Linked DNA regions of Mus musculus: regions 1, 2, 4 and 5 are each linked to region 3. The links are chromatin loops, found by intact Hi-C in ENCODE. Cell type or tissue: left cerebral cortex. All regions are shown on one strand. Region 1 has its middle 6.2 kb from the start of Abr. Region 2 overlaps Abr (active BCR-related gene). Region 3 overlaps Gm46288 (a long non-coding RNA gene). Region 4 overlaps Abr (active BCR-related gene). Region 5 overlaps Abr (active BCR-related gene).

Region 1 (5,000 bases), 68 kb before region 3:
CCCCATCACAGGATTTAAGGTTAGTTACGCAGCCTTGAGTTGAGAGGCTCAGTGGAAGAGAGATAAATCCCATTCTGAAGACCAGCAGCTCCCCCCTTTATTCATTCTCAGGGTTGTACTACTCATTGCCTCTCTAACAACCAGCTCTCAAGTCTACCAACTACTTAGCCAGGATGCAAAATCAGTGATGTTACCTATATCGCCATTCTCCTTCCTTTCTCATATTAGCAACACAGCTTTGCTGTGCACCACAGGAAGGACCCAAAAGTCTCTGATCACCCAGTGGCCACTGCTAGCAAAACAAACGAAAGTGTCTCTATTGCTGGGGCCAACCAGGAAGCATCAGTGTAGGTAAACTTCCAAAAGTGCTATTATAGCAATGTGAACTCACACATAACCAGGTATATGCCAAAAGCTCAGCTGACTGTCATTCAAAAATGCATGTTAAGCCAGGTGTTGCTGTGTATGCACACCTGTGATTCCAGTCTCTCAGAAAGAAGGCTGAGGCAGGGGTTCAAATCCGCCCCCCCCCAAAAAAAAGCTGAGGAGAGGAAACTGCAGTTGGGATGTAATACATGAGAATAAACTAATAAAATACAGATGATGGGTTGGAGAGACAGTGATTTTCCAGAAAACCCAAGTTTGATTTCTAGCATCCACATGCCAACTCAAACCATTTGCAACTTCAGTTTCCAGGGAATCTGACACCCTCTTCTGGCCTCTGCAGTTGCTAGACACATACACAATGCACAGATATACATGCAGGCAAAACACTCATACGATAAAATAAAAATATTTTAAAGTGCATAGAGTCATAGAAATTAAAAATAGTTAACCCTGATTGGTGCCTAACTGCCAGGTGCTGCTCAATATGCTTTACAAAGTTCACCTGGCCTGACCCTAACAGCAAGCAAGCAAGATAGGAGCTATGTTAGCTCCATTTCACAGGTAAAGAAATGGAGGCACAGAAAGGCTAAGCCACTGGCCAGCCAGCAGATGGTAACACTTGAAAATGAATCAAGTCCACGTGGGTAGTGCTATACTGGCCTAGGAAGGAACAAATAAATAAAGGAAGCATTAAACCCAGAAAAGGAGAAATTGGAGCTACACGAAAAGGCAAGATAGTGCCATTCCAGAACTCCCAGGGGGCACCAATAAGTAAACAAAAAGAGAACTGTTTGCCACACAAAACCACATCTACTACAACAGGTCAGATGACCCCTCAGACAAGCTGAAAAGCAATCCGATGACTGTGTTAGGCCAGGTCCCTAGCCCTCTGCCTACCTGCCTAAGGCCAGACTCAGGCTTTTCCAACTTTAGTTTTCACAGGTGCAGAAGGTAGATTAGGTAGATGACCTCCAGATATCTTATTAGCCCTGAAAGACTGTAAACTTGGCTTTCTCAGAGACCCAGAGAGAGGTAGCCTGTTTTTTCTGTTTCCTGGTGTGTACTTGTATGTGTGTGGTTGGACTTTTTTGTTTGTTTTTTGTTTTGTTTTCATTCTCACTATGTAGCCCTGGCTGGTCTTGAACTCACTATGTAGGCCTGGCTGGTCTTGAACTCACAGAGAACTGCTGGGATTAGAGGCATGTGTGTCACCATGCCTGGCAAGTAGCCTGCTTTCAAACCCTATTTCATTCCCTTTTCCTAGGTAGAGCAAAGTAGCATTTACTGTTCTCAAAATTCATCTTCAGTTCTGAGGTCTGGAAAGAAGAAAATTCCTCGAGCCATGGAAGGGCTCAGCGGGTACAGTGCTCACTACCAAGCCTGAGAACATCATGAGTTTTATCCTTGGGACTCACATGGTAGGCAGCAGACTCTCCATAAGTTGTCCTCTGATCTCTCCTGACCTCCACATATGTGCTGTGGCACTCATGCCCCACCCCCCACCCCCGACATAATAAATGAATAAATGTAAATTTAAAACAATTTAAGTAGAAAATTCCCCAGGCCAGGCATCCCATGAGTTGCCTGTCAGAGATGGCTTGGTCCAAGATTCTGTCCTTTATTCTCTTTCTTTACACCCTCTTAGCTTTTCCAGCAGACAGATCTACAGACAACAGAAACTACCATCACACACACACACCCCAACCCCATCTCATTTCCCTGTGGATGTTTTGTCAGCTTGAGTCATGGTAAAGGTCTGTACCCCTGACAAGATGTAGACAGAGAACTACATTCACACTCTTGATGCATACCAGGACAATACCCAAGGACAGACAGCGGCAGTGACACACCACACACACATTTCCCAGGCCCTATGCACAGTCAGGCACCAGAAAGAGCACGGTAGAGCAGCTGGCTTAGATGAGGCTAATCAAAAGCAATTTGAGGAGGAGACCTTCTCAAATGACCATCAACTAACCATTTTCAGCCCTCACTACCCAAGGGTCAACAGGAGACTTTTCCTACAGTCAATAAGAAGACTCTACCCCAGAGTCTAGAGCCCCCTCCCTCAATCTACTTACCTCTGAGTCCCCATCAGTATTTGGAAAGATGCCACCCGAAGAAGACACAAGAATTCTCAAATCCCAATGACCCCAGACATCAAATTCAAAGGCTCCAATCTCCTTAGTTCCAAGGCAACAGAATCAAGTCCCGCAGAGGCCAGCGCTCACAGGCCGGCTCTCTGTGCTTCTGTGGTCCTCACTGCCCCGAAGCTGGCTGCACTTCCTACTCTTTCAGCCAGAGTTCTGCAGATGCATCCCAGCTCCAACCCTGCTCTGCCAGGAGCTCTGACGCCACCCTCCTCCTGGCTGGCCCAGTCCCCTCAGGCTCAGGAACAGTTGCAGCAACTAAGAGCCATGGAAGAGATGGAATCAAAACCCAGGAAGGCAAAGACAAAGAAGCCACTGACCCTGGACAGTGGTGCTTGCCGTGGTAGAGTCTTGTTCTACAGATTCAAGGGTCCAGTCCGAGGCTATGTGGCGGTGTTTCTTTAAGCATCAGGCCTCTTTTAAGGCAACTTCTCTCTGCAGTCAATTCCTGTTACTACTGGTCCTGCGGCAGAGAACAGGAACTCTCGGGCGCCATCTGGTGGCCAGAGTGGCACCTCAGCCACACAAGGTGTTCTAGATAGGCAGCCTCCAAGGACTTGGACTCAAATCTCAGCTTTCCACCAGGCTTTATCTAGGGCTGCAGGTAACCATTGTGAGCAAAGTCTGAGAAAGCCAGGAGAAACAAGAATAGAGTGGGCAGAATACTCTCCCGTCAGACAAACCTTCCAGGAACATTTTTTTAAGAGTAGTTTTTATTTTTACTTATGTATATGCTTAAGTATCTATGTGAAAGGGTGTGGTGTGTGTGTGTGTGCATGTGTGTGCTGGGAACTGAACCCAGGTCTGAAAGAGCAACAAGTGCCCTTAACTGATAAGTCATCTCCCGGCCCCTCCAGTAACATAGTTTTTGTTTTTGTTTGTTTGGGTTTTTTGTTTGTTTGTTTGTTTGTTTGTATTTGTTTTTTGAGCTAGGATTCCTTTGAGTATCCTTGGCTATCCTGGCACTCACTCTATAGACCAGGGTAGCCTTGAACTCACAGAGATCTGCCTGCCTCTGTCTCCCAAGTGTGTCACCCAAGTCCAGTCTCCTCCAGTAACATCTTCAATGAAGAGATTTCCATACCTCCCTGCTTGCCAGCTACCGGAGCCTGAGATGCAGCTGAACATAACCTTGTCCTCTCAGTACAAGACAGTGGTTCTTAACTGGGAATTGAGTAACTGCCACTGAAAGGTGTAGCTGTCACTGTCATACCAAAGAGGGTTTTGTTGTTACCGTTCTTGTTTTCTTTGGTTTTTGAGACAGGGTTTCTCTGTGTAACAGCCCTGGTTGTCCTAGAACTCACTTTGTAAACCAATCTGGCCTCTAAATCTGAGAGATCTCCTTGCCTCTGCTCGTGGCTCAGATCCTAACGGAGGGGGAAGTGAAGAAGAACGAGACAGGTAGCAAATCAGTAAAAGTGGTCAAGGATCTGTTGGTTTGAGCGGCCCCAGGCTCATTAGGCTGATGCCATACACCTGATGCTCTCACGGAAGTCTCCCTGCATCTCAAAGCCACAGACAGCATGCTGTAAGAGAATTCGCACATACCATTTCCCCTTTTATAAGGCTCACTTACAGCAGTATCTGGAGAAAGGCACATTTTTCTCCACCACCACCCCATCTCTCTTTTCAGCAACATTAGGGACCAAACCCTGGATCTTGGGCATGCTAAGCAGGTGTTCTTCCACTGAGCTATACAACCCTAACACCCATTATTATTTTTCATAACCTGTCAGGCCCTGTGGCCTGTCCTGCATACCCCTTTGGATCACTTCACATGCACACACACACACACACACACACACACACACACACACACACCACTTCCTGCTCCTTCCTGCAGTTGCCTGTACTTAATCTTTTTTTTTTTTAAAGAATGAAAGATTTATTTATTTTATGTATTATGACTACACTGTAGCTGTCTTCAGGCACACCAGAAGAGGGCATCCGATCCCATTACAGATGGTTGTGAGCTACCATATGGTTGCTGGGATTTGAACTCAGGACCTCTGCAAGAGCAGCCAGTGCTCTTAACCAGTGAGCCATTTCTCCAGCCCCTTGCCTGGACTTCTTGCACAGGTTGATATAGCTGGTGTGCTAGGGTTTTACTGCTGTCAACAGACACCATGACCAAGGCAACACTTATAAGGACAACATTTAATTGAGGTTGGCGTATAGGTTCAGAGGTTCAGTCCATAATCATCAAGGCAGGAGCATAACAGCATCCAGGTAGGAATGGTTCAGGAGAAGCTGAGAGTTCTACATCTTCATCTGAAGGCTGCTAGCAGAATACTCGCTTCCAGGCAGCTAGGATGAGGGTCTGATAGCCCACACCCACAGTGACACACCTATTCCACAGGGCCACACCTTCTAATCCTGCCACTCCCTGAGCCACGCAAATACAAACCATCACAGCTGGTTAAAATGTTCCGTCCGAAGCGCAGTAGAGTTGGCTTAATGCTT
Region 2 (5,000 bases), 100 kb before region 3:
CTCAGAATATGACCTGACTTGCAAACAGGCTATCTATATTGGTAATGAGATTTACATGAGGTCCTGGGGGGGCAGGTCTTAATCCAATGTGCCTTGTATATCCTACCAAAGAGGAATCCTAACACAGACAGAGAAAGCTGGGAGAAGTCAGAGGCACTGAATCCTGGTGGTTTCTACACAGGCGCTCAGCAACTGCCATAGGAAGGCAGCAGAGTCTCAACTCTCAGAAGGAACCAACCCTGCTGACACCTTACTTGAGCTTCTGGTGTGCAGAACTGAGAAAGGGCCATATTCCTGCTGTGTGAGCACCCAGTCTGGGGTGCTTTGTATGAGCAAACAAAAACATCAAGATACATAGTATTTTCTCAGGATTGTAATGATAAAACTTAACACACATACATCTTTTTTTTTTTTTTTTTTTTTTCTGAGACAGGGTTTCTCTGTATAGCCCTGGCTGTCCTGGAGCTCACTCTGTAGACCAGGCTGGCCTTGAACTCAGAAATCCGCCTGCCTCTGCCTCCCAAGTGCTGGGATTAAAGGCATGCGCCACCACGAACACGCATACATCTTGCTAGTCCCTATTAATCCAAACCCGATCTTTCACATGTACTTTTACATATATGATGTATTTCACATATGTAATAGAAATGAAAAAACATGTAGGGGGGTAGTTTACCTCTTGGCTTTTATAGGACCCCCTGAGGTCACACAGCCAGCAAGTAGCTGAGGTGGAATAAGAGAAACCCAGGTTTCCTCCAGGTGTGGTGGCTCATGCTTTAAATTAATCCCAGTACTCAGGAATCAGAAGCAGATGGAGCTCTCCTGCGTTAAGACCCTTACTCAAAAAAGAATAAAACAAAACAAACAGCAGCCATGTTTCATGCCTCCCATATCACTGAGAGCCACTGTTATAGCCACAGGCCCAGAGCACTACAAAGTCTCAATTATGCTCAAAGTACAGGGAACCTGGGACTCAGATAATGAGCCAGGACTCTGGGCCTTTTGTGCCATAGACCAGGGGTAGTTTGTCAAGAGAAACAGACTCTTCTCTGGGGGGTGTGTGTAGGGGGGGGTGTAAGTGAATAAAGTATATAATAAGTATACAAAGGAAACTAGTTCTACTAAAGCGCCATGGATAAGTTGGGAAGACGTAAGTAGATAAGACTTGTAGACCATAATCAAACAATAAAGCTGTTACAACTTTTGCCGTTAATATTAGGAGTACATCAAGGCATGGCTGTGAATGCTCATAACGCCAACACTGGGATGGCTAAGGCAGAAGGATCTTGAGTTCGAGGCCAACCTAGATACACAGTGAAATCCTACCTCAAATTTTTTTTTTGATTTATTTATTTATTATATGTAAGTACACTGTAGCTGTCTTCAGACACACCAGAAGAGGGCATCAGATCTCATTACGGGTGGTTGTGAGCCACCATGTGGTTGCTGGGATTTGAACTTCGGACATTCGGAAGAGCAGTCGGGTGCTTTTACCCACTGAGCCATCTCACCAGCCTTTTTTTTTTTTTTTTTTTTTTTTTTTTGAGACAGGGTTTCTCTGTGTAGCCCTGGCTGTCCTGGAACTCACTCTGTAGACCAGGCTGGCCTCGAACTCAGAAATCCGCCTGCCTCTGCCTCCCAAGTGCTGGGATTAAAGGCGTGCGCCACCAGACAGATGCCCTACCTCAAATTTAAAAGGGGGAAATACCCTTCTGGATCCTTGGTCCAAGGTTAGACCTTGGACTCACTCAAGGATGGGGTGATGTGCATGAACCATAGGGTCCACGAATGAAGAAGGGTGTGGTCCTGGGGGTGCAGTCTCTTGGGGCTACATGGACAGAGATCCACAACAAGCCCTGACTGAAGACAAAGGGAAAGACCCAGGGGAGAATACAAGCATGGCCAAGAACAGAGTCCTTTGTACCGCTGGTCACATGTAAAAGGCAGAAAATAACTTAGCAGGTGCCTCTCATGGGCGTGGCTTACAAACGCTACAACTGAGTCAACCTGTAGCTGTTCCAGTCGGGAATCACTATAGCCCAAATTTACAGACGAGAACATGGCTCTGTCAAATCAATATTCATACCCACATCTCTCTGGCTCTAAGGAAAATAATGAATCTGGAGTCACCCTCCTTCCTTCCCTCCCTCCCTCCCTCCCTCCCTCCCCGTAGAAGTAATTCTTGTGTCTCACACACTCTCCTAGGAAGTACAGCCATAACAGAACCAAACGGACAAAATGTCCACCCTTCCACACCAAGTCTACACAACCAGCACACAGGGTGTGAACCCCAACCAAACTAGTGTGTATGTGCATGTGTGTGTAAAGATGACTGGGACAACAGCTGTCCTGTGGCGCCCACAGCCCCACTAATAATTTATGGAGAAAGTGAAGGCCATAGAGAACCCACTAAGTAGTACCTGCCACTTCAAATGACTAAAACATAACAAGGTTTGGACTTCAAGAAGGAAATCAGGTAGGTACACAGCAGTCTCCTCTGGATGTGGTGAGGCAGGAAACAGTAGAGAGACTGTTAAAGACAGTGTTGTTTACTTTCCAGCCTCCAGGGGGTGCTGCTGCCAAGAGAAGAGGGCAGGAGGTGGCTGTGCCCTAGCCTAGCCTTCCAAACTGTCCCTTCTCAAGGACACAGAACTGAGGCCCACAAAGCTCATCTGTCTAGCACCTCACCTGCGCTTTTCAGAAAGCCCCAACAATCCAAACATTAAGGCTTTTTAAGAACTAAGCTAAGGTCTCACTGTGTTCTAACTAGCCTCTGTCACCAAATAGTACTGTACCATTCCCCTCTGAGCCTCCAAATGAGCCTCGTGAGGTATACTTCATCAACGAGAGGAGGGCATTAAAATAGTTGTAGAGTTGTGTAGGCAAGGATGGAGGTGATAAAGTATTCTCAAAAAAGATGAAGTGAGTGTGTAGAATAATTGAAGACAAGGAAATCCAGAGTCCTCAGGTTATGGGCTTGGAACACACCTTTAATCTCAGCACTCAGAACAGCAGAGGCAATCCAACCTCTGTGAGATAGACAGACAGACAGATGGACAGACGGAAGGAAGGAAGGAGGGAATGAGGAAGAGGGAGAGAGAAAGGGAGAGGGAGGGAATGAGGAAGAGAGAGGGAGAGGAAGGGGATGAGGAAGAAGTATAGAGAGGAGGGGAAGAGAGGGAAGGAGAGGAGAGAAGGCAGCAGCCTAAATTGCTTTAATGCTGGACATTAAGTGGGAGTGCAGGGATTTAAATCTAGGCTTTGCAGCTGTGGGATTTCTCTTTCCCTACAATCCTTTGGAGGTTATAGGCACCCGGGCAGAAGTGAGATGTTTAAGATTCACTGGAGCTGAGCACCCAGCTAACACTCATCACTAATACCAATAATCCCTTGCTCTGGAATAAAGCTGTGCAGTAACAGCAGGGCAGTCTTCATCATGGCTGGTTTTCACACAGATCCGGGCACCTGTGAGTGGGTCCGTGGGTCCTACACTGACACGGTGAAGGGAAGTTCAGTGTATATTTACTCACACAGGCTGGCTTCCTGGACCTACATACATCCTGATCTCTTCCCAGGTCCTCCCTGTGGCCTCTCAGGCCATGGATCCACTCTTCTGTCACAGCTCCTTCCTAGCAGCCCTGAGCTTGATGCCTCTTATCTCCAACTCTGGAAGTCAAGCCCTGCCTTATCCTAACCACACAGTGGTCACAGTCCTTGTTAGAAGTCCCCATACTCCCCACCTAACTGTGCCCGGTGCTCCCCACTCACTCTCACAGATGAGATGGTGAGTTATCAGGTAAGGGCCTGGTCTCCTGATGAGTGGACCAGCATCCCCACCCTGCCCCCGCACACCAATTTCCTAACAAGCACTTACTGAGGAGTTCCTTGGGGACCAGGGCCAGGGCAGAGAGAAAATGAGGACGGCAAGGGGCTGGGAGGAGAGGCGAGCTAAGAGGCAGGGCTAGGGAGGCCAGAGGCGCACCCATACCTGAGGACTCTGGATTTCCCGGTCTTCAATTACTCTACACATTCACTTCATCTTTTTTGGGAATACTTCATCACCTCCATCCTTGCCTACACAACTCATTTTTTTTTCATTTGTTTCCCTTTATTTGTTTTGTTTTGTTTTGTTTGAGGCAGGATTTCTCTGTATGGCCCTGCCTGTCCTGGAACTCAATTTGCAGACCAGGCTGGCCTTGAACTCCCGGAGATCCACCTGCCTCTGCCTCCAGTGCTGTGATTAAAGGTGTGCACCATCATGCTCAGCTTCAACTCATTTTTCTTTAAAGATTTATTATATATATATATGTGTGTGTGTGTGTATGTATGTGTGTGTGTGTATAAATATGAATACACTGTAGCTGTCTTCACACACACCAGAAAAGGGCATCAGATCCCATTACAGATGGTTGTGAGCCACCATGTGGTTGCTGGGAATTGAACTTAAGACCTCTGGGAGAACAGCCAGTGCTCTTAACCGCTGAGCCATCTCTTTTTCCAGCCTACAACTCATTTCTTAAAGGGAAAACTTTTTGTCTTGGAGAATTACTGTGAGTCTCTCGAAGGAAGACATCACCCAGTGGCCCAAGTGTTTGTGAATTAGTAAGTCTGAAATGGAGCAAGCATCAGGACTTGCCAGCACAGATTTCAGACCGGTTTGGAGGTCAGCCTGTTGGGGATTCTCACTTCAGTGAGATCTGTAAACACTCCGCAGAGTGCTGCTGACTGCACCTGGGATAGTTAACGCTCGGCAGGTGTCTCCATGACAGTCAGGGTGTCAGGCAAGAAAATGTAATCTCCCATGTCAGCTCCTTAGGCCAGGCTGTTCCTCTCCATATAATGATCACAGGGCACCCAGGCAGTGAGTCACATCTCCTCTGGGAGCATGCCGTGCATGACCCGCTTTGTGAATCCCTCCCCTGTAAGTTTCCATGTCCTTGACCTTGGAAAACAATGTAAGTCTTTGCACTCCTGCAGTTGGGCAAACAAGACAGAGTGAT
Region 3 (5,000 bases):
GAGCAGTCAGTGCTCTTAACCACTGAGCCATCTCTCCAGCCCCAGAATAGAACTCTTTATCTCACCTCTGCTTTTAATCTTGCAGTTCCTTGGGTCTGATGTTGTCATTCATAGTCATTAAAAATTTTAAACATATTTATTTATATAATTTATTTAGTGTGTGTGTGTGTCCGTCCCTGTACCTGTGCCGTGGTGAGCATTTGGTGGTGGTCAGATAAGTGTATGTGTGTGTGCGTGTGTGTGTGTGTCCGTCCCTGTACCTGTGCCGTGGCGAGCATTTGGTGGTGGTCAGAGGATAATTATTGAGAGTCTATTCTTTCCTTCCACTGTGTGGGTACTGGGAATTGAACTCAGATCATTAGACATGGTGGCAAAGGTGACCATGAATTTAGCTGAGGTAGGCCTTGAACTCACAATCTTCCTGCCCCTGTTTCTGAGTACTGAGGGTACAGACATGTGCAACTATATCTGACATACTTTAGAACCGTATCCAAATTTCTGGAAAAAGTGATGACATGTCCTCTGGTCACCAAAGTGAATTCCCAACCTTTCACACATAGAAAAGACTTTGGTAACTATCTAGGTGGGCTGTGATATAGCTCAGTGGGAGAGCACTTGCCCCGCACACACAAGGTCCTAGGTTCGAATTACAGCAATGCAAAATCAATAACAATAACTAACAACAACAAAAAAAATCAACCAAAAGTGAAACAAAACAGCAAATAAGTTAGTATACAATGACCAAAGTTGGAAGTGATGACATGGTGACAGTGCAGTTTACTGTGATGCGCCATCCTCGGATTCCTCAGATAAACGCAATACAAAGACCCTAAATTACTTAGAATATTCTGTGGTATAACATGCATTGGGGGTTCGTTTGTGCTTTGTGTGTGTGTGTGGCTGCTGTTAATTAGTGAGGTAAGTGACAGTCATAGTGTCATAGCCTTCACTGAGTTTGGTACCAGTTCTGTGCTCAGGTGGCTTTTCCTCTGTAGTCTGTAACATTTTAAGCAGTCCTTCCTATTGCATTCTTTTCAGAGGTTTGATAGAATTGCTCTGTGAACCATCCAGTGAGTGGTTTAATTGTGTTCCTCGGGACCCTTGCTGGGGGCTATGGTGAGGAGACGCAGACTACAAATGACAGATAGTATTTGATTCACATCAGTGCACACAGCTGTAGCTGGTGTAATTGTGTGGTTGGAAAACGACGTCAGCCACAAAAGCAAAGCATTTAGTTGGGGTAAAATTTCAATACTCTGAAATCGTCAAGATCAAATTATTGGGTTTGTTGTTGCAAGAGTGAAGGGAGGAAAAATCACGGTGGCCTTTTCTTTGATTCATTTCACGTTCCAGCCCTGTTCAGAAGCCATAGTTTTGCATCATCAAATCATTTCCAGGACATCTATTCTGCCCTAGCAATGAGTCTGAGTTGCTTCGGGCCACAGTGATAGCCCTACCTCCCATCCCAAAGTGCCTCTGTAGGACCTGACATTTGTTTATCTGAAAGCAATGCCTGTCTGCTGGCGGCGTTGCCTATGCTGTTGGCCCTCACAGGGAACAGGCATCTTTCTTTACTGCTCCTGTAAGCAGCTATTATGCATAAAGATGAAAGCAAAAGCAAGCACCAGGCCTACCCTCGGATTCTGCAGCATCAAACCAGCAAGCAGGGGGATTGTTATGATTTCAACGCCATCCTGGAATAGAGTGTGAGGCCCTGTCTCAACTGAACCAAACCAAAGAAACTCCAACAAACACCACCAATTCCAAAAGCCCGCCTTTAGAATACAAACTGCCCGTCAGTGGGCTGTTTTCTCATTTCCTCCTTGTGAGACAACTAGACTCAGACAAACCCCGATGTCCAATCAGCGTGACCTTGGCAAGGTGGTCCTGTTTCATAGGAAGGATCGGATGTAGAGCGTAAGCTGGGGCTTCAAGTAATAGAACCCGAGGAAAGGTTGGGAGTCAAGTTCTGTGGTTGAATTTCAGGGGTGGGGGTGTTAGTCCAGCCAGCCAGCAACCTTCCTGTGTGGCGGGCGTGAAATTAACTGCCAACCCAGAGGAAGCTGGAAATTCAAGTTGCCCAGATTCATGTCTGCCTTCTACTGATTACAGTCTCTTTGAGGACAGGAACTGTGCCTTTTATGTCTGCTTCCCCAGTGCAGAGAGCTTGCTCAGTGCAGAGAGAGAGAGAGACAGAGACAGAGAGAGACAGAGAGAGAGAGACAGAGAGAGAGACAGAGAGAGAGAGACAGAGAGAGAGAGACAGAGAGAGAGACAGAGAGAGAGAGAAGAGCCTAAACTTGAATTTACATGAGTTACATGACTGCACTCATTTGTGCATTGAGTATTTCTGGGGTGTTTGTATCAAACGCTGTGCTGATTCCTGGAGACAGAGAACAGAAGATGCTCCTAGTAGCTGTGCCCGTGGGGTTTTTGATCCATGACAGGACACGGTAATGAAGTCTAAGGGAGATTGGAGGAGGAACAGTGGACAAGAGCTCATGTCAGACTGGGGAGAGGCACCCCGCCTGCTGTCAATGGGGTCTGCAGAACATAGAGCAACTGGAAGGAAGGCTTTCGGATCTGGAAGTCTTAGAAGTAGCTTAGATACCCTTGGTGGTGAAGCGAGCAGCGAGGAGCTGCTTTTAAGTAAAAAGATGAAAATAGTCGGAGCATGTGCCTCCGCGGCCTCTGATAGTCCGAGAGACCAAATGTGTGCAGAGATCGGCTTCCTTGCTGACAGCAGAGACAGAAGAAACACAGCGGGAGAGGAGAGCCATGCTGCTGGGCTCTCACAGATGGTCTAATGTGTCGTCCTGTAGCGGAGAGCGTCTAAAAACCGGCGGTGACGCGCCCTCTGCTGGACTAAGGCCGTTCTGCAACCAGCGGACTCTGTAAAGCTAGGTTGGACAGCGACAGGAAGGAAGCTCAAATCCAAACAGCATCGTCATATTATCCCTGCTGGTTCCTCCCAAAGACCAACTCAAACTCCCCAAAGGCTTACGTCTACATAGACAGATCCAGTATCTCGCTCCCCTAACCACCCGCAACTTCCCTACCGCCCAAGAACACAAACTTATAAGGAATGAATGATGGGTTAAAACTCCTCACTGTACTGGCCAAAATCATGATCTCCTTTAGTTTCTCAGTACCAGTATTGGACGCGCTCTTTGGAAAATACTGAACTAACTGGTTTGAGGAGCAGTCAGTAGTATTTATGAATATTCGTAAGGCTCTGGGTTCCATCCCCAACACCAAAGAGAGAGAGAGAGAGAGAGAGAGAGAGAGAGAGAGAGAGAGAGAGAATCTGCGTGACTTTATATAGACTTTGTAAGTGCTGGGGATGGAACTTGGGGACTCACAAGGCAAATGTTCTAATGCTAAGCCATAGCCAAGCATGATTATCTTTTCCTTGATTTATTATTTTGGGCGTTGGGGGTGGAACCCAGGGCCTTCAGCATGCTGAGAGTTGCTGTACTGCTGAGCTAGACCTCGGCCCTTTCACCCCCATTTTCTGCAGTAATGAGAAATGGATAATGATGCAGACAGCTGCAACGGCAAGGTCCATATCTTACTTATTGGCATCTCTGTTCCCAGGATTTTCTTAAAAGGTTTTAACGCCCGCCCCCCCCCCCCACTAATCTCTTCTAAACAGTGGTAATTATAAATCCCCAACAAAAACCCAGAGGCTTGTGTGCCTCTCTCAGGCTTTTCATTTTAATAGATCCACTAATTAAAAGGTATAATTTAACAAATAATGACCTAATCATCTCACTCTGAAATCAGACGGAAACCCACTACTAAAATGTTGGACTGGGTAGCGATAATGGATCCGGGCTCAATTCAGCCCCCTGCTGGGTCCAGCCTGGCCCTCTTCCAGCTGCCTTTGATTAGCTGCAATGGTTTTCCAAGCCATTTAGAGCACACCCACTAGAGAGAGGAGAAGTGAGCAATTTAAGGGGCTAAGTGGTTTTTTGGACCCACTCCCACTGCTGACAGCACAAGACAGAATGCTTACCCCTTCCTCACCCTTAGTCACCGTCACTTGGTCAATCCCGTTTTCTCCCCTTCCTTCTCTGCCCCCTGCGGGGAGAACGCTGCTTGAGCAGTGGGAAGCAGGAAGGGGTTGTGGCAAGGAAGAATAGCCACGAAACCAGGTGATGCCCCTCGTATCCAACATCGGAAGTGGTTAATGAAACAACAATAAGTCAGGAAGGCAAGATTGCTTCCCACCTACCCCACCCCCTCCGTTCGCTGGGAATAGGGCATCTGTGCCAGGTTAAAAATAGCCTTGTGTTCTGAAACCTCCCCCGCTGCCCGAGCTCACGCCAGTCTCCTGTGCCACCCAGGGCTCAGAAGGAACTCATTCTGCATGGCAGGAGAGCCTCAAAGGCTGGCCCCTTTCTGGAGTCCTAAGGAGACTGGGGACTTTGAAGACAGCAGGGAGTGGCAAAGGCTCCCTCGTGCGGCTGAGGCAGGAACTGCTAGATGAGACCCAGGAGGATACAAGGCCTTGTAGGGCTTGTAGGGTTTTGGGAGCAGTGTGCCTGCTCGAGGAAGCAGTTTCCAAGTCTTGCTCCGTTGTTCTGGTTTCCTTTCTGATCTTGTGATAAAACTCTCTGACCAAAAGCAACCTAAGGGCTTATTTCATCTTACATATATATGCAAGTCACAAGTCCTTCGTTGAGGGAAGTCAAGGCAGGAACCTGAAGTGGGGACTGTTTGCTAGTCCATGAAATACTACCTCTGACAAGGATATGAACTCATGGCCCAAGAAAGTACAGCAGGAGCCATGACAGATGCTACTTCCTAATTGGCCGACATGTGGTCTCATGCCTAGTTAGCTTTTATATATATATATATATATATATATATATATATATATATATATATATATATATAAAACCACCTGCCTAGGGCTGGTGCTGCCCACAGTGGGCTGGGCCCTCCTGCATTGATTAATAATAAAACATTCTCCCACCATCAGATCTAGACAGTTC
Region 4 (5,000 bases), 120 kb before region 3:
CATTGACTTGTTATGGGAAAAATATATGCAGTGCCCAGGGCAAGCACTAAATAAACAACAGCGCTATTATCAGTGCAACCTCAACTGTGTCCTTGGCACAGAATGCCCTCAAGCATCCCCTGGGTCGTATACTACAAAAACAGGTGAGAAAGGCTAGGCTGATTCCGTGACAGGCTTCATATCGGCAGTTAAGGAGACTAAGCCTAAATTTCTGATTCCAAAAACTGGCAATTCCAGGCAAGTCCAGGCCTCAGAAGCCTCCTCTCCACCTGGCCTGAGGCAAGGACACTGCTGGGTCAGCAGCAGTTTCCAGACTTCCTCAGCTACTTCCTCAGTAACAGTTCCAGACCTCTCCAGCAACATTCCAGCCCCCACACCCCAGTGTCCTTAGAGATGGGCCCAACAGATTGACATAGAGGTCACCTGCCCTGGAATTCCCTAAGGTGCTTTAACTCAGGCCTGCATCTCACTTGGGTGCCTCTCTGTTCTGGTGATGGGAGACCCCAGCGTGCTGGACTTCTGCAGAATAAAGCACTCTTTGCATTTCAGTCCAGGGTGTCATTCTTCCATGAATCACAGACCCTTACACACAGTTTTGGTGGACCTGACGAGCATCTTATCAGCTGTCACAGCACCTTCTGTAAGTTGCAGTAATCACACTCTGACAAGTAGCCTCAGCATGGAGGAAGGCATCAAAGACCTCTGGGGTTCACATGCTGAGTTTTTAAGACTTAAGTTCTCGACTTCACACACGATGGAAGCTCCTGGTGACCAGCTCCCACCCCAGAGATCTGAACTGAGTTCATGTAGGTCACACCAGGGCTATTAACACTCCCCCAACCCTGTGCAATTCCACATCTGAGAAATGCAGAAATCTACCAATTTAAGATAAGAACTCAGTTCAAAGCCTAACGGAGCTCAGACTCTGAAGCAGCCCTACAACACAGTCAGCAGCAAGCCATCACCTCCCTAAGCACTGGAAAGGTTGCTGGCAAGAAACAGGGCTTGCTGGAACTCTTAGGGGATCCAGAGTTTGCCTGGGGATAGAGAAGAAGGCAGGGTACAGGAAGAGCTTTGTTTTCTTCTGATCTGATTGTATACAGTGAACAGGCAAGGAGCATAGCTAGCCCATGGCTCCTTCACCCAGGTCCCTTGAGTCAGCATACAGCAATTATCTATAGCATAGTATGGCTCCTTTACCTTCATCCAACCACTAAGTCAGCACAGGGACAGCTGGTCACCTGGACAATGGCATGTGGCAGCTCACTGCTTGGTGTGTGGCTAATGTCACTGGGAGTTCTCCATTCTGGCTCCACCCCCACAGCTGGGAACAGACTCAAGGCCCTCTGTGGGAGTGCAGCAGGACCTCTTTGGTTGCCATGGAGATGGGGATCTGATCATCCACCTCCAGGATTCCTCTGAGAAGGGAGGCACAGACCATGGTCGACTGGAGAAGGCCGGGGCTCCCAAGTCGGAGACAAAAGAAATCTCATTTCTTGATATAAGGGCAGAAGTGTGCCGACTTGCTCAGGGTAGAAAAGGGGACATCTTCACCAGTTTCCAGGCTCTGGGGTTGGACAGAAATGCTGACTGGGATCGGCATCACTTCCAGTGTACACAGCAACCCTACAGCCAGGAGCTCATTCCATCCTTGAAAGTTAGGCAGGCTGTCAAGAGTACTACTGCTCACTGCATTATCTACCCCTTTGTACATAAATGGGGCACAAACTGAGGCTCAAAGAAATTCCACCTGTCAACCAGGGCCATCAGGTAATAAAACAACTGAGCCCAACTTAAAGCCTGCTCTTTGAACCAAGTCTGATTTCTTTTTATGCTCTGATATAATTTTCTCCTTAGGCAAACTAAAATTCCCAAATTCTCTGAACCATACCTGTGTCTCTGTGTATGTACTCACGTGTACCTCTACCCTTCTCCACCTTATTCCCTTAAGACAGGGTCTCTCACTGAAACTGGAGCTAACCATTTTTCTGCTAGACTGTCCACAAAGTCCTTGAGATTCTCCTGTCTCTAATCCCCAGCCCCACCGCTGCCATGCTAGGGTTACAGGGGTGTGCAGGGACTCCTGGCTTTTTAGAGGTGCTAGGGGTCAAACTCAGTTCCTCAGGCTTATGTGTCAAGTACTCTTACCCCACCGAGCCATCTCAGTTCCTATATCCCTTTTGTAGAGGCAGGATCTCATGATATAGCCCAAACTGGCCTTGATTTTATGATCATCCTGCTCCTGCCTGCTGAGTGCTGAGATTCTAGGCATGTACCATCACACCTGACCAAGACAAAGGAAAACAACTACCCTACTTACTCTGTAGGAAAGGCAGTTATTGTAAATGAGCTAAATACCTAATAAAAAATGGAAAAAAAAAAAAAAAAAAAAAAAAAAAAAAAAAAAAAAAAAAAAGGAAAGGCAGTTATATGTGCACTGAACATGTAAGACAGACACTACCAAACCAACATATGTCCTTCCATCCATAATGAAGGGGAGACTTATTGTATGTGTGAATAATCTAGCCAGTCAAGAAATACCTCCTAAGATATCACAGGCCAGATGCAGGGGCAGGAGCTGACCCCCAGTTCCATGACTGGAGCCTATCACTTGCTTAATGAGACTGAGGCCAAGCCAGGGCTTTGAAAGGCCAGGTTCTAGTTCTATGTTTTCTGCAAGTTGTTCGTTCTCTTGGCACCTCCACTTCTTCATCTGTCACTGGGGTGTTTATTATATCCTGGAGAACAATGAGAGACACTCGATAAGGAGGACATTTCCCAGACAATAAATCACTTGGTCAACGAGACCAAAGTAACAACAATAAACGGTCTGTGTACAGTGTTGTTGGTCTGCTTCCATTGGCACGTTCTGAATGGTATGTTCTGGTTTGTCCACTAGGTGGCAGGAGACTAGAGGGCAAAGATGGCTTTGGTCTGCAAGCCGTTACTCAGGCACGGAGAACAGAATTCACATAGCACATGTACAGGAAAGCTGCTGGCTGGCTGGCTGACTGACACCGGTCCCTAAGACGCTTTCTAAGCTCTCCTCAGAACAACTGATTTGGCTATTTAAGGTGTAGGGTCCAGGAGGTTGCTCTGACCAATCTTCAGAAATTCTAACCTTTGTCAGAGCTAACATCCCTCAGGACCATCCTGGGGGTGATAACAAGTAAGGAACCTGGACTGGGTTCATTTAAGGCTCCTTTCTGTCTTTCCTTGTCCTCAGTAGGAAATGTTCAGCCACAAAGCCACAAAAGGGGGAGCAGCCAGGAGGTCTGACAGGGATGACCATCATGATAATGATCTTCAAATCCAAAGGCTCTTATCACCTGCCTGCAATGGCCTCCTCAGAGCCCTCTCCCATAAATGCCTTTATGAGTCCTTAGGGTATTCATGAAACATTAAATGATTTTCAATCCAGTGCTGAGAAGCAGTAAGGGGCAGGCAGCTCAGAGAAAAGTATCGTGAGGCTTAGAGGAGTCAGTGAGAGATCCAGAGTGATGCTATGGGTTGGCAGCCACCAGTTCCAGAATCCCCAAGGGCATATGGCTCCCCACTTCCATACTACCCTACAGAAGTGGACAAAGGCACTCCCAACTTGTACACTCCTGCACACCTCACACAACCCAGGCACTCTACTCAATGTGGCTGGGAGACCTCACTCTATCTATGGCATTCCGTCCCAGCTGCTGGCTCTCCATCCAGAGCCCCCCCCCCCCAAACCTTAAAAGAACTCCACCGTTGAAGCTGAGGATGTGGCTCAGTGGCAGAACATATGCCTAGCATACATGAACACCTGGATTCAGTTACCAGCACTTCAGAAAGCTTTTTTTTTTTTTTTTTTTTACTAGCAGAACTAAAAGAGGTCCCCATGCCCTCTTTCGGCTACAGAACAGCAGTGATTTTACTGCTTCAAAGAGAACTCATTAAAATTTACAACAGTATTACTTTCTGGGGCTATAGAGGCAAAGCCAGGTGAAATCTGAGCCCAGGAACAGCCAAGCCCATCTCCTTATGCACAAGTGGACACACATGGGTTCCCCACCCACCTCTAACATCCACTACTCTGGTCAGCTCCAGCATAAGTGAGCACTTGCCAGCAACCATAGCCATCACCTTGGGGCAGGTGGCTGTGGTTGAGGCTGTGGCCTGGATCTGTGGATTCCTCAACAGTGTAATGGAATGATAATTTCATTGTGAGTATTCCATGAGACAATGGCAGTAAGAAAGCTCAGCCCAGTGGCACACACTCACATGCCAGGACCACCCTGGCCACAAGGCAAGCTTGGGGGCCTTCTTCCTTCTCACAGGTGTCATGTTGGACATGACGTCCAGCACTCAACAATATCCCGTTCTCCTCTCCTTCTGGATCCACCAAGGTCCACCCTATCCAGCTGTTCTGCAGTTGGACGAGGCCTTGTGAGCACTTCTGGCCACCAAAGTTTAAGTGGACATTAGACAGAGAGGCAGAGAGAAACCATGTACAATCACTCTTCCTCATCCACTGAGGCCGTGGGCCTTGGAGGCCATAGCGCCATCCAGGATGGTCCCCAACTAACCTGCTTACCTGCAATGGACCTGTAAGCAAGAGGCAGCCTTGCCTGTGGTAAGTCAGGGCTTCAAGGGTTAGCCTGGTCCTATAACATAACCAAGAACACTAACAGAGGAATCCAGCTCTTCTATGTGATCATCTGGCCAATCCCAGGCTCACAGATGCCACGCCCATACTTTCCTTCTTCCTATGCCAGCTCACAGACACCCTCCTGCTGGTAAAACAAGAAACTCAACACGTTGTTCTGGGAATCTGGAACGTCGTCCTTCAGAAGGTGCTGGTTCCAGGAGCCCTCAAATCTTGAGTTTGCTTTGTTTGTTTTGTTGCGATGGGATTTACATAGATCAGGCTACCCAGAAGCTATGTAGCCCTGGCTGGCCTTGAACTCTCTGATTCTCATGCCTCAGCTGCACAGGCCAGGCCCTCCACGTGGCTATGACTCTCCTGC
Region 5 (5,000 bases), 140 kb before region 3:
CAGAGAGGGTGGCATCCTTGGGTGACACACATTCAAAGTAGAAGACAGACAAAACCCAGATCTTCTCTCTGCCTTGGGGTCCCTTTGACTACCTCATCCAGAGGGGAGACAGGGACTGTGATCTCTAGCAGTGAGGTTTTCTGTGCAGACTGTGGTTCTGGGACAGGAAGTTGCAGCTGAATGGGAGTGTCCCCACCTTCTTTCCCAAGGGAAACTACACACTCCCAGTTGAGTTCAGCCACCAGCAATAGGGTGACCCTGGCCCTGTGCCAGGGCACCCTGCTTGGCCTAGGCTTGAGAAAGACCTGCAAAGCAGGGTTTGTGGTTCACCTGTTACCTCTGGGGCACAAGCCAAGATGAAAAGTATCACAGCATGGTCTTGGCTGAGGCTTCCACACTTGGGACGACAGACCCAGAAAGGAGGTGGGCTGCAAACAGATCCATTTCCCAGCAGGTATTTACCAGATTGGAGTCCTTGCAAGGTTCCTGGTCGCAGCCCATGACAGATGTCTTAGGGGATTTTTTTTGTTTTGTTTTGAGACAGGTGCTTACTATGTAGTAGCCTAGTCTGGCCTAGAACCCGCAACTCTGCCTCTGCCTTCTGAGTGCTGGGACTGAATGCATTCAGTGCTAGCAGGCTCCTGTGAGCAATCCCTGGCCAGTCCTCACAGCCTCCCTTCAGAGGAGCTGGAGCAATTCAGACCTGAGGAGTGGTGCTCTGTTGTATTGATGACCTCATTCAGTGTCCTATAGCCAGAACACAGAATTGCAACTTTCAAAGTTTATACTATTTCCAGTGTCTAGGCCACTGATACAAGACACTGACATTTCATTCTGTGTGCTAACCTGACTGGGCCACAAGGTGTCTACATATTACCCTGGGTGTCTGTGGGATGGTTCTCAATGAGATTCACATCAGACTCTACGGACTGCGCAAAGCAGATGCCCTCCCCAAGGTGAGCTGGCCTTGCCTCAGCCAGTCTATTAAAGACATGAAACCAAAAAAGCTAAGAAAGAGGGGCTCTTTCCAGCCAGGAACGGTGGTGCATGCATGATCCAACACCAGGAAACCCAGGCAGAAGGATTATGAGTGTCAGGCCAGCCAGGATGATCAAGTAAATTTCAGGACAGCCTTGAAAACAGAATCCTCTCTCAGACAGACAGAGGGGCTCCACCTGCATGCCTGCTAGTGCGGGGACACCAGTCCTTCCCAGACTTTGTCTCTAAAACATTAGGTGTTCTTGAGCTTAGTTACACCTAGAATCTTCACCTTTGACTCCCCCGATTCTCACACCTCTGGACTTGGGACTAGGACTACACATTGGCTCTCCATTCTATGACCCTGTCCAGTGTCCTATAGCCAGAAAGCAGAGTTTCGAGCACACACACACACACACACACACACACACACACACCACTTGCTTTATGGTTTCTAACACATAAACCAAATTTTGACCTCCTTCCTAGGTACAACTTGGCTGCATGTTTGGGCGTGGAAAGTTTAGCTGACAAGCTGTGCCAAAAGCTAGATATCTGAATATCTAGAACAATTGTCTGATTTGGTTCAAAAGTCCCCTCTGTTCCCAAGTTCCTTAACAGGAAGCCTGGCAGAGGAAAAGACTGCCTAGCCAAATGAGCACAGCCAAGTAGCAGGAACGCATGCGTGCGCGCACACACACACACACACACACACACATACACACACACACACACACCAAGCCATATATACACAGCCACAGGCAGACAGACAGACACATACCCCAAGCCATATATACACAGCAACAGACAGACAGACAGATAGACACATACACACACACACACACACACACACACACCCCTTTTATAAAAACAAAACCAGATCATCACAAGAACTGGGGGTTTGCACAATCCAGGCATCCCATTACAAATAGCAATACTTGTAGAGTCCACTAGGTGGGGCCAGTAACCCAACAGAAAGAGGAGAAAGGCAGTTAGCTCCAGGAAGGCAGGGGTTATAGCTTGGGGAGGCAGCTGGGGCAGGCAGCATCCTGCAGCTAGAATTGCCTCAACCATTCCCAACTGGCATCAATACTCCCTCTACCTGTCAATGGTGTGAAAAATCAGTACTGAAAGCCCTAAGTACTGCAGTTTTCTGTAAATATTTAACATTTCAAAATCTTCCATTCAAGTTATTCCCTTCTGACCATCAAGAACAATGGTACAAAGTGAAGCCACTAGCCAAAGCTGAGAACCCCAGGCAGGGATACAGCCCTGCAATACATAGAACATGGACAGGATTTCTCACCAGGAAATCCAAATACCTATGGATAAATAAATACTCCTGCAAGGTAGTCACAAGGAAGGAGGGAGAGGGAGACAAGAGGTCGAGGAGCTTGCAGAGACTGCATGGGGTTATAGCACGGACACCGTGGGGTGTCCACGGGCACCATCCTGAACCTGTTTACAGAGGGGTATAGGCTAAGTCCCTAGGAGAGATCTGAACCCCACTAACCTACAACCAGAAGGCAATGATGGAGAACCAGAGTTCTCTCTTCCTTTTTGCTCCCGGTTGGCCTGAGTCCAGGTCCCAGAACAACCGTTCCTCCACTGATTCAGACACCCTGCCTCTACATGGCCAAAATGGCTGTCTCTAATCCACCACACCCCCCCTTAGGGCAAAAGCACCCAAGAATGCTGGCTGTGGGGGAGCCTGAAGCTGGCCAACACCTACATCCATCCCCTCCACCTCCTACCTGCCCCCCACCATCCCTTCTCAAACTTGCACCACCTGGCAGTGCTGAGCTCTGCCTAGGCCTCTGTTGCTATGGCAACAATGTGGCTTCCCCCAAGTGGGATGCTGGTTGCCAAGGCCCTTGTTGCCAAAGGCTATAGCAGCCACCCCAGTGTGTGAAGAGGGGGTGAGAGCCTGCAGAGGGTGGGAAGGAACAGGGGTTCTTCCAAATGGTAGAGTCCAGGCAGCCTCCAGGTGGGTGGGGGTATTAGGCCCTAGAGAAGGGGAACGCAGTGCATAGCATCTCTGAATCTCTCCCGGGGGCTTCAGAGAGAGGAAAGAGAACCCCCCAAAACATACCTAGACAAGCTGGACCAAAAAGACCGGTGAAACTGAGTTCCCTCCACCAACACAAATGGCTCTGATTCTTTTTCCCAACTCCAGAAAAGAGCCCCAAGGAATCTCTGCCTGGATTGCTCTTGTATTTCAGATGCGTACACTCATGAGCTGGGCCGAGCGCTGATCCCTGTCACTGGGAACAGCACTAATTCTAATTACTCCAATCCTCCACACACTCCTATCTCCCTGCTCTATCAAAGCCCTGAGAAGGCAGCTCCTGCCTCTCCTGGCAGCAGGGAAGTTAGGTACCCAGGCTTGTTCCTTTCCTGTGGAACAGAGCAGGGCTGGAGGCCCACATCCTGGGGAACATAATGTTTTATCCCATAGGGAGCTTGAGGCCAGTACTGGCTTTGTGGGGACATTTGTTGTCCCACAGGCCATGTGTACCCAGCCAGGTACAGATAGAAAAGCCTGGTCCTTCCAGAGCCCCCCTCCCCATCCTATTGAGAGACTCAGGTGACTGGAAGGGAGTGAGAGCATCCAGGAAGCAGAGGAACAAACAGCTGGCAGAGCAGGGAACAGGTGAGGGGCAGCAGAGCGCAGCAGGTAGTGGAAGAGAAGCCAAATGACAGGCGTCACAAGTCCAGACCCACCCTCCCCAAGCTCACTGCTGACACTGTCCTACGCAGACCCCGGGCCACTTCTTGCACATGGCATTCTATCTCCCCTCCCAAAAGAGTAAACAGGAGTACCTACCCCAGGTGCCAATCCCTCAGGTGGGGTGGGCGAGACGCTGTCCCCACCACCTTGGCTGCGGGCGCTGAGCTGGGGCGACATGGTGGGTGACTCGTCGATGTACGGCATGGTCTCCGAGCCCTCGGGGGGCCCCTTCTGCTCCTCATGCCCCTCTGCGTCGTAGTCCTCCGCACCGTAGCTGAAGTCTGAGACAAGGAACAAGAAAGGCCACTGAGAGTCTTCCACCAGGGCTGCCAGGGACTGGTAGCGCAGTGGGCGCCGGCGGCGGCCCCCGGCTGCCATGGCCCCTGCTGCACCATGCACCCTGGGCCAGGGCAGGGGCTGTACAGCCAGGCTTGGGGAGGGGGGTGGGAGCTCCAGCAGGCACAGGCTCTGCTGAGTCCGTCAGAGGCTGCTGGGAGTCGGGGAGGAGCGGTTCTGCTGTCTCCACCCGCCTAATAGCATGTCAGCTGCGTATGTGGGGCTGTGTTTCCTTTGCCTCCTGCCTAATTCCACGTCTAAAAATTAACAGTGGGAGCGGGAGGCAGGACGATTCCAACTCCTCTCTCTGAGTCACCATTTTGCTTTTTATAGGGAATAAGGAGGTGGGGGCGGGCCAAGCGATGTCACTTCCTCCGTCCCTCCTCCTTGGGTACCATTGTACACTGAGCTCAATCCGTAGGGAGTGAACAGGGCAAATTTTGGGTAGAGAGGGCCCAGAAAGTGGGCCCTAGGAGGCCCTCGGTCCTCTGAATGCGGCCCTGCATGCAGGACAGAGCCCAAGGCAGGCAGGCGTGGGAGAGAGGGTTGTGCCCAGGCCTGGCAGGGACTTGGTGAGCAGCAGGCTCCTCAAAAGCCAGCATTTATGTCTATAATTCCAACACGGCTTCCTCCAGAGCAGGCAGGAGGGAAGGTACCGGGTATTAACCCCTCAGTGTTCCTAGCACCACACCAGGGCCAGTGCCCACGCAGACACCCTCCTGGGGGCTGTAGGGAAGGCAACCATGGAACAGGGTGGTACCTCTAGGCTTTGCCAAGAGTTATAGGACAGCCTCACTAAGCTGCAGGCATCATTCTTAGCCAGCGACTGGCCGGGAGGGCTGGGTGTTGCTGTTTCCAACATGTCAGAGTACAGGTTACAGCAAGCAAGGTGGAAGGTTCCTCTGTCTTGAGCCTTGGTTCTGGAAGGGAATCATCGATGAGGAGAGGCCAGGGA

What was found. Hi-C counts contacts between places; a loop is a spot of excess contacts. Peaks named below come from ENCODE experiments on the same cell type or tissue, not always from the same donor. Only the 100,000 strongest peaks of a DNase experiment are listed, where the experiment ranks them.
Region 1: it touches region 3 in a loop (3-fold over the local background); 9 of 42 quality-filtered maps call a loop at or near these places.
Region 2: a loop joins it to region 3, with 11 times the contacts of the local background. A loop is called at or near these places in 23 of 42 quality-filtered maps.
Region 4: it touches region 3 in a loop (7-fold over the local background); 26 of 42 quality-filtered maps call a loop at or near these places.
Region 5: it touches region 3 in a loop (9-fold over the local background); 13 of 42 quality-filtered maps call a loop at or near these places.

The regions. Positions count from the first base shown.
Region 1 is chr11:76,575,039-76,580,038 of GRCm38, forward strand. It overlaps a transcript of Abr not described here. Among named protein-coding and RNA genes, the nearest start is that of Abr, 6.2 kb to the left of the region's middle. In left cerebral cortex, a CTCF peak has its summit at 3,036 (motif pointing left); DNase peaks (open chromatin) are centred at 2,762 and 3,024; H3K27ac peaks cover 747 bases.
Region 2 is chr11:76,538,598-76,543,597 of GRCm38, forward strand. All of the region lies in intron 1 of Abr (active BCR-related gene), which reads right to left. Among named protein-coding and RNA genes, the nearest start is that of Abr, 30 kb to the right of the region's middle. In left cerebral cortex, a CTCF peak has its summit at 2,563 (motif pointing right); a DNase peak (open chromatin) is centred at 2,573; H3K27ac peaks cover 818 bases.
Region 3 is chr11:76,643,314-76,648,313 of GRCm38, forward strand. All of the region lies in intron 1 of Gm46288 (a long non-coding RNA gene), which reads left to right. Among named protein-coding and RNA genes, the nearest start is that of Gm46288, 19 kb to the left of the region's middle. In left cerebral cortex, CTCF peaks have their summits at 2,863 (motif pointing left) and 4,466; DNase peaks (open chromatin) are centred at 2,857, 3,921 and 4,451; H3K4me3 peaks cover 1,192 bases.
Region 4 is chr11:76,522,228-76,527,227 of GRCm38, forward strand. The region is part of intron 1 of Abr (active BCR-related gene); the gene reads right to left. Among named protein-coding and RNA genes, the nearest start is that of Abr, 47 kb to the right of the region's middle. In left cerebral cortex, a CTCF peak has its summit at 2,895 (motif pointing right); DNase peaks (open chromatin) are centred at 1,336 and 2,926; H3K27ac peaks cover 2,212 bases.
Region 5 is chr11:76,505,083-76,510,082 of GRCm38, forward strand. Abr (active BCR-related gene) reads right to left here. Exons shown (of 23, transcript NM_198895.2): 2 at 3,806-3,990. Among named protein-coding and RNA genes, the nearest start is that of Abr, 64 kb to the right of the region's middle. In left cerebral cortex, CTCF peaks have their summits at 823, 1,027 and 1,937 (motif pointing right); DNase peaks (open chromatin) are centred at 1,679, 1,940, 2,837, 4,332 and 1 more place; H3K4me3 peaks cover 2,991 bases; H3K27ac peaks cover 3,499 bases.